Linked DNA regions of Homo sapiens: region 2 is linked to region 1. Evidence: chromatin loops called from intact Hi-C (ENCODE). Cell type or tissue: IMR-90. All regions are shown on one strand. Each heading gives the region's core, and the rest is flanking DNA. Links, peaks and the distances in the headings are about the cores only.

Region 1 (5,763 bases), core at 1,148-3,647:
AAAAGTGGTTTTCCAGATATCACATTTTTAATCTCTCTGAGCTGTGTGGAAGATTCACTTATTTTGGTCATGCTAAGCTTCCTTAGTGAAATTGGCACTAAAAATAAAACCAATAATAATAATTTAACAAGTAAAATCTTGAGTGGAGTCTAGAATTTTACAGTAATTTAGCAAGATATCTTAAGTTTCACTCTCCCAGTCTTTCAAACTGAAGCCTTTTGCAAATATAGCTGCTGGAGGCTCTTGGTATCGTTAATTGTTTGCTAAAATATCCTAGAAACACAGCAGGCCAGTTTTCTAATGATGTTTTTCAAAATCACAATTTCCTTTTGCCAAAGTGTGAAAGAATTGTTTTTGAAATACAGTTTTTAAGTTTGCTTGTAGGCCTTAAGTAACTAATATATTAACACATTTGCTTTAAATTCATATATATGCATATATATTTAATTTTAAAAAGTGTCTTCGTAAAGATGAAAAGTTAAAATTTGGTTCTAATTCTATTTGGAACTCTGTATCTTTGAAAACAGTACTATTTAATGAACAATTGGTTGTATCATTTTAATTTTTCTTTTTTTTGAAAAATCAAAGCATATAGATATTTTATGAAATTTTCTTAGGCTTCTTGTATTTTAACTCTGAATTTATGTGGTGGATCTCTAGACACAATATGAATTTTCTGTCAATGACTAAAATATGGTTTTATTATGTCAAATCTGAACTGACATATTTTTAGGCAATTGTTTCAGGGAACAGAGAATTGGGTATTTGATTTTGAGATATACGGAGTCATTTTATTGAGTTTGAAAGGCACAAGTAGTTGAGAGAGTTTCCTTTTTTTCTGTTAAATACTAGTCTATTTGAAGAGTCGTTTTCTTTTCTTTCTTTCTTTCTTTTTTAATATAATCCTCTTATCTATTGCTTGGGGTTAGAAGTTGAGAAATTGCATTTTGCCAAAGTGAATAATTGAGAATTTGTAACACAGACTCTGAAAAATAATTCAGAGAGAGGCCAAGAGAGTTTCTATAACAAGTCGTAAATATATTTTTTAAAGAAACAGACTGAAAAACTAATTTCTAAATCAAGATTTAAATGTAACAATAAACAAGGAGTTAAAGAGAAAGTCCAGATATAAACCTAAAAGTTAAATCGCTTTTCTTTATCTTGAACTTTGTGACAATAAAGAAGACACCTCATTTTCTCTTTTACTTTACCTTGACTTTTCTGAAATTCTTATGAAATAAGTATAGCTCCTGTTAGTTATCTGTTTTAAACAATCTTTTGTGCTTAAAGATTCATTATTCAGTAGGGTAAATCCTCACCTTTACACTTACGTTGAGATTTTTTTAAAATTATTTTTCTACTTTAAAATATGATTATAGGCCGGGCACGGTGGCTCACACCTGTAATCCCAGCACTTTGGGAGGCCGAAGCAGACGGATTGCCTGAGCTCAGGCGTTCACGACCGGCCTGAGCAACACGGTGAAACCCCGTCTCTACTAAAATACACAAAATTAGCCAGGCATGGCTGTGTGCACCTGTAGTCCCAGCTACTGGGAAGGCTGAGGCAGGAGAATTGTTTGAGCCCAGGAGGCAAGGGTTTCAGTGAGCCGAGATGGTGCCACTGCACTGCAGCCTGGGCAACAGAGTGAGACTCTTGTCTCAAAAATCAATCACTCACTCAATACAATAAAATACAATACAATTATAATTTACTTCTAACAATAACTTAATGATTTTTTGCTTTATATCAAAATTTAAGAAGTGATATTTTCTTTGTTACTTTCTTTCATTTCTGGTTATTGTAATGGAAGGCAAAATATGACATACCAAAGAAGTAAATTTCTCTAGACAGTGCACAACACTGAAGTAAATGCAGATACTGTATCTTAATTGAGTATATTTAAATGCAATGTTAATTAAACTTATACTTCAGTTTTTACCTATGAACCTAAAACAAAAGCCACCAATTATACATTGAATTTTATTAAATATTGTATCTATAACTTATAAAAATAATGTAAATTCAGTGATTTTCATTGAGACATGCTGACCTAGAATCACTCACTGAAAAATAGGTTTTGAAGGGTAACTCTTATTTTACTATAAATACGTTTGGCTTAATTACAATAATGCTTTTCAATTTATGGTTCCTTTTCTTTCAAAATAAGGATAAAGTAAACCTAGTTATTAATATGCTTATATCTATATTGTAGATTTTTTGTATGTTCCTATGAACATAATACATACATTGATTTTATTTGCCTTTTAATAACATGGGCAGAATGTAATGTGGAAGGTACCACCACTAATTGTGATTTTAAAAAAATTACCCTTCAGTGTAATCCTGCAACTATTATTGTGGAATATATCAATATGATTAAATTTTGGCATTGCAGAACAGAATCTTCACTGCACTGTAGGTTAGAATACAAGAAAAATTGAAAATAAAATGAGAAAATTTCTTTCTTAACCTTTTGCAATTTTAGTATAATTTTGCTAACCTGTGAAAATGTCTACACATAGGCATTGTCTTGTACATGGCAAGACAGCATTGTCTCTGACACACCTGCATTATTTGAGATGTATGCATTCATGTCAGTTCTTTTCAGAAACAGTAGGTAGGTATTACACAGGAATATGGTCTATTTTTATGGCCTTCTCCCATAAGATGCCTTCTTTGTAACATATCACAGTGTACTTAAAAGAGGTCATTAAAATTAAAAAGATCCAAGGAAGCAGTTACGAGTGTAGACCTTCAATATATGAATTAATTTTGGATTTCAGATTCCTTTTAGATTTGTTTTAGCTCTCTACATGTCATATACTTAAAGTTTTCATTGAAATTAAGAATATTACCCAAATTTTCATATTGCTTTAGGAATATTTACAGGAAAAGAAAAAGAACATGTTTGTTCTTCAGCTATTTTTTTCTTTACGGAGCATATCATCACCACAATTTCATATTCAAGCTTTAAAGCAGAACTCATTAATGCATGTTTCATATGCGTTGCCAAAAATACAAAATTGTTTTCTTGCTTTATCTAGTGCTGAGATTTTTAGCTGGACTAACAACATTGTGTTTGTCTCTATGGCACATTATCAACGTGTCTCTGTAGCAGAAATAGTAGATGGTTGGAATAAATAGTAGACGTGCACTGGTGTGTGTTTATGTTTATGTAACAGTACCATTTTCCAGAGCTATCATTTAATACCAGCACTTTATGCCATATTGAAGGACAGTTGCAAGCCAATGACTTGATGCTAGTTTGTAGTCACATAGTTAATGTAAGAGCCTAAAGGATCAAGCAACTCAGCTTCTCAAATATTAGGGTCATTTGATACCAGTTCTCCTAGATGTGATTTAACCATTGTTTCTAGAAATTAGAAATGGAACTACTATACTAATAACAAAAGGAGCAATGTGTGATCCCATATATCTCAACAATGAGGTATGTCTAGGAAGGTATAGCAATATAACAAGATTGTCAGTATATCCATTAGTATGTCTGTGTATTAGTCTGTTCTCACATTGCTATAAAAAAACTACCTGATACTGGTAGTTTTTCTTTATAAAGAAAAGGGGTTTCATTGGCTCACAGTTCCACAGGCTGTACAGGAAGTATGGCTGGGGAGGCCTCAAGAGACTTAGAATCATGGTAGGAGGCAAAGAGGAATGAGGCATGTCTTACATAGCCAGAGCAGGAGGAAGAGAGTGAAGGGAGAAGTGCTACCCATTCTTAACCAGATCTCGCGAGAACTCACTCACTATCACAAGAACGACAAGGAAGTCCTCCCCCATGAGCCAGTCACCTCCCACTAGGCTTCTCCTCCAGCACTCAGGGTTACAATTCTGCATGAGATCTGTGTGGGGACACAAACCCGAACCACATCGGCCTGTTACTTTCATGAGAGCGGGACTCATGCTTTCTTACTATCAAGTTATTTCTAGCATTTATGACAATGACTAGACACCCACACAGTAGCAAATAAGTGATGATAGCAGCAAACATCAAGTGCCAGGTACTGTTCTAAGTACTCTGCATAGATGAGTGTATTTAATCCTTACACCAATCCGATAAAATAGGTACTATTTTTACCACCCATTTTACAAGAAATGAGGTGAAAAAGAGATGAAGTAACTGGCCTGAGGTCATGCAGCTAGTCAGTTGTGGAGCTAGGATTTGAACCCAGGCAGTGTGGCTTAACACTTAATGCTCCGAATCATTACCATACTTCTCATGTGTATAGAGTGCACTATTACCAATCAATTTTATAGGCTCTGTTTCCTTGTTTTCCCTTTCACAGCTGACAGAACAGTGGTAATACTTTACCTTATTTGTTCCATGTGGTTATTTTTAATACATGGGGAAAACGAGAAAGTTTTAGAAGTTGGTTGATATGAATTACCCTTTGAATACGATTAATTTTGAATGATTGTGTGCCTACCTATGAGAATTGTTTGTTAAAATTTTGTATGTCAGGAAAGATTCAGGAATATTAATATTAAATAAATTAATGATAAAGAAAAGCTGTCGTGTTATTTCTGAACTGGAGTACCCATTTCAAAATGTATTAAAAGTTATGCAAATTGGTCCTTCTTAGAGTTACTGATAATTGTGTGATTTACTGTTAATGATCATGAAAGCTACTTGAGTTGATACTATGTCTGAATTAATTTATTTATGGAATTATAAGACAAAATTAACTTGTTAAAAAATTCAGTACAGTAGATAATGCAAATATTATCATTTAATATACACTACTAAATTAATAGTTCTCTAATGGCCACAGATACTCCGTGTTTTAAGCCATGTTAGACATTTTATGATGTTTCATTTTAACTTAGAAAGATACATAGTACCTTTATTATAAATCTGTTTTTCATAGTTTATTAATAATTCAAAAACTTTCAAGAAGACATTTTATCTTATACCTCCTATAAATAAAGGTATACCATGTTCCTTGCAGGCACTGAAAAATTGTGGTATGGTATATAAATCAGTATTTTCTGGTAATGGATGTGCAAATGGCTTTCACAGCCCTGTCCTCGTTTGTATTTTTAGGAGTGACATAAGTGTATATATAACATTTTCCCCTTCATTACAAATGCATCAGCAAAACTGCTGATACTGGAGTTGTAAGAGTATTAACTGGTTAATTTTAAAAGAGTGACAGAGATCCCTTTGTCTAATGGCAACTTTATGGAAATGAACATTTCAGATGACTTCACAAATTTTTTTTTCAGACTCCAAAACAAAGGATATTATATATCAATTTATCATCCTCATCCAGTAACATGCAATTATACCCAATTTCAATCCTGACCAAGCAATCAATAAATTTAACCAAGTAACTATAAATACATTTGTCTCACATACTGTATGTGACACATATATGCATACATACAGTATGTTTATAAATACATACTGGAGTCTCACTAAATTTTTCAATATTTGATACTTTGCTTTAGAGGTAAATAGTGAACATAGAAGCAAAAAAGTGTGATGGAGTTTGATATGATTTATCTGTGGGTTTCTGGAATTTGGTATTTTAAACTAAAATCTGAAAAACCAGTATTTCGGTAATATTTTATTGAGCAAATGCTGGTGTTAGGTGTACCATGTGAGCTGTTGGGATCCAATGCTGAGAAAGACAGCATCCCTGTTCTCAAGGTGTTTATAGTCGATTCAGAAATGCAGTCAAGGAAACAGGAGATTGTAGAGTATGACACTGGTTTTATACAGTTTTATGTACAGGATTCAA
Region 2 (5,763 bases), core at 1,861-4,360, 78 kb after region 1:
AGTTGCTAAATATGGTTACCAGACATTTTCTTCTTCTACAAGATTGTCCTAGGTTCTGTATTTGTTTTTTTGTGGAGCTTTTTTCGGAGAACTTTAAAACAAAATTATAAAATCTCATGTAAAATCAAAATTAAATGACTTTTTCTATTCAACATTGTATCTAATTATTACCTGTTTATAAACCAATCCTGTTCATAGGGTCAGAGCAAACTGCGGCTTTCAAAAGGATATTAATGGTTAGTGCATTTGTTAACTGGGACCCTATTTATTGTTCCTGTCCAACTCAGATCACTCGTGTGTGTGAACTAAGTACTCTGAGCTTCATTAGAATCGTAATTGTCTGTAAGTAAACTGTGATGTACTTGAATTTCTACAATTGTGCTTATTTTTCACATTTTGTTCAAATAAACCAGGGCTCAGCTCTTAACATTTTCAAATACTTGTTTCATTTTAAAAAAGGACAGGGGCCTTATTTGAGCTAACAGATGAGCCCTCATTTCTACGGAACCCTAAGCAAGATCCTATCAATCCATGTGCTAATGGTCTTTTTTATTGATGAATTTGGCCCTTGCTCTGTTGATTGAATCTACATATAGTCTCTAGCCAGTGATGCTTAAATAGAAGCCACAGGGTACAACATTTTGGAGTTGAAGTTCAGACCACACAGTCTCCCTTTCTGCATCCCACAGATTCTCATCTGTGCTCTCTCCCCCAGCCTCCAGCTGCTGCACTGTCACCAGCCCAGCTGAGATTCAGAATCACTTCTGGTGTGGTTCTGTCCCTCAGGTACCCTTTATGTGCCTCAGAAACACTTTTACCTAGATGTCTCTCTACCATTCATACATGTTTACAGTGATTTCCTTCTGAGTAAATATATAGAACTATCAAAATGTCTAACCTGCCCGTTACTCAGTTGCAGTCCTAGTTTACTTCCCGCTTGATCTGATTGATTCCGTTTCTTTGGAGTATTAGAAAGAGAGAGAACTTGCCCGATACCTTCTGCTTTCATCTACGGCTACGATCCGATTTCCTTCCCTTGAATGCATGAAGGAAGGGTTTAAATGGCATCTGAGGTAATCGTGAGTTTCTGGGTTACTTTGCAGTGGTTTGCCCTCGATGGAGTGCACAAGAGGAAAGAATGGGAATAGCCCTGCCCTGCCAGTGCGTGCCTGTAGCGAAAACGCTTGGAAAACAAGTGATGCACTCCTAATGAATTGTGCTTTTGGTTCTTTGAATGTGCACAGCATCTCCATCAGGTTTTTACAGCTGGACTCTAGCTGTAATTGCTACTGGGATGAGATGCACAACATGGGGTGTTGAAGCTAAGAATTTGTAGTGTTTTAGTGGCCAAAAATACATGGCATGGTAGGAGCATCAGGCCTCATGAAATTCACACTTGTATATCTTCATGTTCCTCACCCGTTTCTGACATGCCGCTGATTTGCCAACAGGCTACTCTAGATGAAGGGGATAAAAATGGCAAAGCTGAAAGATGTTGTTTCTTAAAAGATACTGTGTATCAGTGGAGTAAGAGGAAGTAGATTGGGGATATAAATGCATAAAAAGGCCTCTGTAGTCATTCTTCAGTGAAGACAATTGGTATTAATCTCATCAATGCAACAAAACAAAAAAGATAACAATTTTAATCTTATTATAGCACAAAATGGCATGCATTAAAGTATTTCTCCTAATGTAAACAATAATTCTATATTTCTGTAGCATCAGCTCTCAGATCCCTTGTCCTGATTTGTCATTAGATATAAATCAGTTTTTATGCTTCTTCCAGAGAAGCTTTAAAGCCTAATGTTTCCTTATTGGAGATGTTATAATTCCAAAGAGGGTAAAATTGATAGTTTCACAGAGAAAAGTATCCTATCCAAAATTATGATGTAAAAGAATAATCCAAATGCCCATGCTGATCCACCCTTATGGTTATTTAAGGTATAATCAGTGAGGCTTGGAATTTAATGCAATTCCATTGGCATCATAATTTTCCAGGGTGTCAGCTGTGACCACTGAGTTCCCAACCCAGTTAAATTATTCTTTCACATTATTCTTTGCATTTTCTGTTTTCTTCTTTCTTTCTTTTCTCTTTATTCCTCGGGATTTTTTTTTTTTTTTTTTTTTTTTGAAAATCAATCCCTGTTGTGTCCATCCAACCAAAATATTTTATAGCGCTTACGTTAACTGACATTTTAAAAGCAGTTTATGTTGTAGATATTAATTAATCCTGAGAACAGTACAATGCTCAGGAGAGAATTATTTGAATTAAATTTGTCAAAAGTGGTATAATGCAAAGATTGCCCTAACACTGCTGAAAGGAGTAATTTTCGTTGTTTCCATAGAAATGAGGAGTTCCTTATTCTTTGGTCCTTACTCAGATCATACTACTTTTGTTTAATTACAATGAAATAGTAACCACTAATCAAAAGATTCTTTGTTCTATTTAGAATTCAAACTTTTGTTCTCCTGAACATATTTACCTGCCTTTCTAGGATTACTTTCTAATGGCAAAACCAGAAAATGGCAACATGAGAGCTGAATTGAGAAGAAAAATGCTTACCTTATGCAAGCACCCTGTAATAAACTTTGAGATTTTCTATTGATTTTTTTAATGCCCAGCGTTTGTTGTATTCTTTTTATAACATTTTTTCATTCCACGGTCATTTTAAGCTTTATTTCATTCACAGTTTCTTTACACCTCTTGCTTTTATTGAAATTTAATTTGAGAAATGGATAATTAAGAATCCTTCTACATTCTATAGAGAGTAACTAGCCCCATGGTTAATGGGTACAAATAAATAGAATGAATAAGATCTAGTATTTGATTGCATAACAGAGTGACTGTAGTCAATAATAATTTAATTGTACATTTTAAAATAATTGAATATAATTGGATTGTTTATAACACAAAGAATAAATGCTTCAGATGATGGATAACCCATTTACCCTGATGTGATTTATTACACATTGTATCCCTGTATCAAAATATCTTCTCATGTACCCCACAAATATATAGACCTATTATGTACCTATAAAAATTAAAAATTAAAAAAAGGTTTTTTTTTTTTTTTAAAAAAAGAGTAACTATCCCCACAACAGTACATCACAATCACACACACACACCCTGAATCCTGGCAGCATTGCAGTACACAGGAATACGTTACTTGAATTGAAACTGCAAAAGTAGTTTAATGCAAACACACACCCCCACATAAATACACTTTTATTTATTAAAAGACAAGGAAACTAAAAAACTGAAGTATGAAGGCCAATTGGAATAATAATGTGTGTTTTACAATTTTTTCTCAAATTTCCTCTTTAACATTAACTCGAGAGTAGATTCCATTCCCAAGGTGATTCAGCCATTCAATATTTCAAAACTTTCGTTATTCCCTCGAGCTCAGTGCCCCCTCTACTGCTTCTCCTACAAACAGTGATTTCCCAGTAATGCCAGCAGAAGCAACAGTGAAGCTAATGCAGTCACTCTGCTAGGGAAGAGAAGTTTTCAAGAGAGGCAAAGGCACAGTTTCCCTTTTTCTTTCCTACCAGTTAATGCCCTCAGTGGGTGGTCATGCCTGCTCTGTTCTTGAACAAAGGACTTCCTTCTCAGGAGCAGCAGGAATAAAACCGACAAGTATCACATCTGTTTCATGCTGCTTCTCCAGTTCCCATGGGATAGCACCACGTCTATAGCAGCAGTTCTGATGGTGCCACAGGGAAACAAGGCAGTAGGACATCATAAATGAACAGATCCTGCTTGAATGAAAGAGAAGGGGAAAAGAAAATACTAAATAACAATATAATGAACAGTGGAGAAGTAAAAGGGCAAAGATACAACTCCTCAGAGAAGACAAATGTTTTAGAGATAGTCTCTATTTGGTGTAAGGTCTGAGTGTTGACATATGTACGTATTTTAGAAGTAGTGTAGGATAGAGTACATCCATTCCTCTCCGTTCATGGCCAGAGAACTGGTCCTGCGTGAAGAATGCACGGTTTAATTTGAGGAACATTTCCAACGGGTCTTAAATTCTGGCCTTTGCTGTTACTGTCTACAAATGGGAAGAAAAGTGGTAGGCAAATTTAAAAACCAAAGAGGATTTAATAATTATAATTAATAATTGAAAAAAAGACAAACTAAGACTCAAAACATTGATGGGAATTTATAAAATTGGATTGGATGATGTTTGTAGAGCTCTGTAAATTTATTAAAAATTGTATTTATGAATTCAAAATTTAAAATTATAAATATATAAATATGTAAATAAAAATGATTTTAAAAATTAACTGATAATAGCTCTTTACAATTTTTAAAATCCCTCCGAATATAGAATAGCATAGGAAAATGCTCATGTTAGTGATACAAGGAAGATAGCAAAGCAGAACTATGCAGTACAATCTTGATTTTGATGATATTTGTATATTAAAAAAAAAAGGAAAGAAACAAACCAAATTTTCCCTGGGTAATGGATTATGGATAGTTTTAGTTTTTCTCTTTTCCCAGTGTTTTTTAGATTTCTGTAGTTTTGTTTTTTCTAAATGTTTGCACTGAAAGTGTAATATTTTATGATGAAAACATACAAAAATTTTAATGGGAAGACTTTTTGTCAGTACCTGCCAGAATTGTTTATATGGATAAACAATTTCAGTTTTTCATTTCTCTGAATGGATCCTGTAGAATTCTATAGAATAGTTATGTAAGGGATTATTTAAGTATTACATGGATATTAAAAACAACCTAAATGCCCATCAAAAGGGAATTCATGCTGTGTCATAATACTATTCAGTTGTTATAAAAGAATGAACCTTCACAAGTATATATTATGTTGGTGAAAAAGTAATTGCTGTTTTTGCCATTAAAAATAATAGCAAAACTGCAATTACTTTTGCACCAACCTATATAAGACATATTGTGCATATATGTATATAAACAATACTGTGTATATCCAGATAGATAGATAGACAGATAGATAGATAGATAGATAGATAGATAGATAGATAGATAGATAGATACACACCCTAACTTGAAAAAAATACCTATGTTCTATTGTGGAGTAGATAAAGCAATTTGTCAAACTTAATATAAAGATAGATTGCATTTTCACAAAATGTATGTGAGAGTAAGATTGTCTAGGCAACCTTAGGCTGTATAAGAAACATAAACATCTATTCTTTTAAGTGAACTAAGTTTTAATTTTGAGCCACTATTCCAACCAGTGGTAGAAACTCATTAAGTAGACACAGTCAAATCAGAGTTTCTTATTAACTTATCCCATCCTAGGAATGAGATTATGAAAGTGTCACGGGATGGTGAGTGCCATATGCTGAATTGTGTCCTCTCAAATTTATATGTTGAAGTCCTACCCACAATTATTTTTTAGGACTTCTATCCTCCACAACTGTGAGAAATAGTTCTGTTGTTCCAGCCGCTGTTGCCTCATGTGTCCACACTCATCACAAGACCCTTTCTGAACTCTGTTCTTCTCTTAGTCATTTCCGTGCCATTTTTCACTCAAGAAAATGTATGGCTGCCCTACCGTGACACCCTGGGCATAGTGGGGGTTGGGGTTGGAGCAGGCTGCCACTTTGAGGCTGTCTCAGTTTCATCTGACTGAACACCCTGCACAGCCACCTTTACTCCTATCCTATGCTACTTTACCCTCCTGGAAAAGGGGCAAGATCTTGCCATACCCTGATTCATCTTTTGTTTCTGTTATTATATCCAACTTTGTGGGGGGTGCAACATGGAGCGCAACTTCTCAA

Evidence for each region. Hi-C counts contacts between places; a loop is a spot of excess contacts. Peaks named below come from ENCODE experiments on the same cell type or tissue, not always from the same donor. Only the 100,000 strongest peaks of a DNase experiment are listed, where the experiment ranks them.
Region 2: it touches region 1 in a loop (2.4-fold over the local background); 3 of 110 quality-filtered maps call a loop at or near these places.

The regions. Positions count from the first base shown.
Region 1 is chr4:182,480,135-182,485,897 of GRCh38, forward strand. The region is part of intron 3 of TENM3 (teneurin transmembrane protein 3); the gene reads left to right. Among named protein-coding and RNA genes, the nearest start is that of TENM3, 240 kb to the left of the region's middle. In IMR-90, for the core only: no CTCF peak of the experiment used is centred there; no DNase peak of the experiment used is centred there.
Region 2 is chr4:182,557,022-182,562,784 of GRCh38, forward strand. The region is part of intron 3 of TENM3 (teneurin transmembrane protein 3); the gene reads left to right. Among named protein-coding and RNA genes, the nearest start is that of TENM3, 320 kb to the left of the region's middle. RefSeq lists an enhancer at 3,222-4,075. In IMR-90, for the core only: a CTCF peak has its summit at 3,421; a DNase peak (open chromatin) is centred at 3,400; H3K4me3 peaks cover 307 bases; H3K27ac peaks cover 372 bases.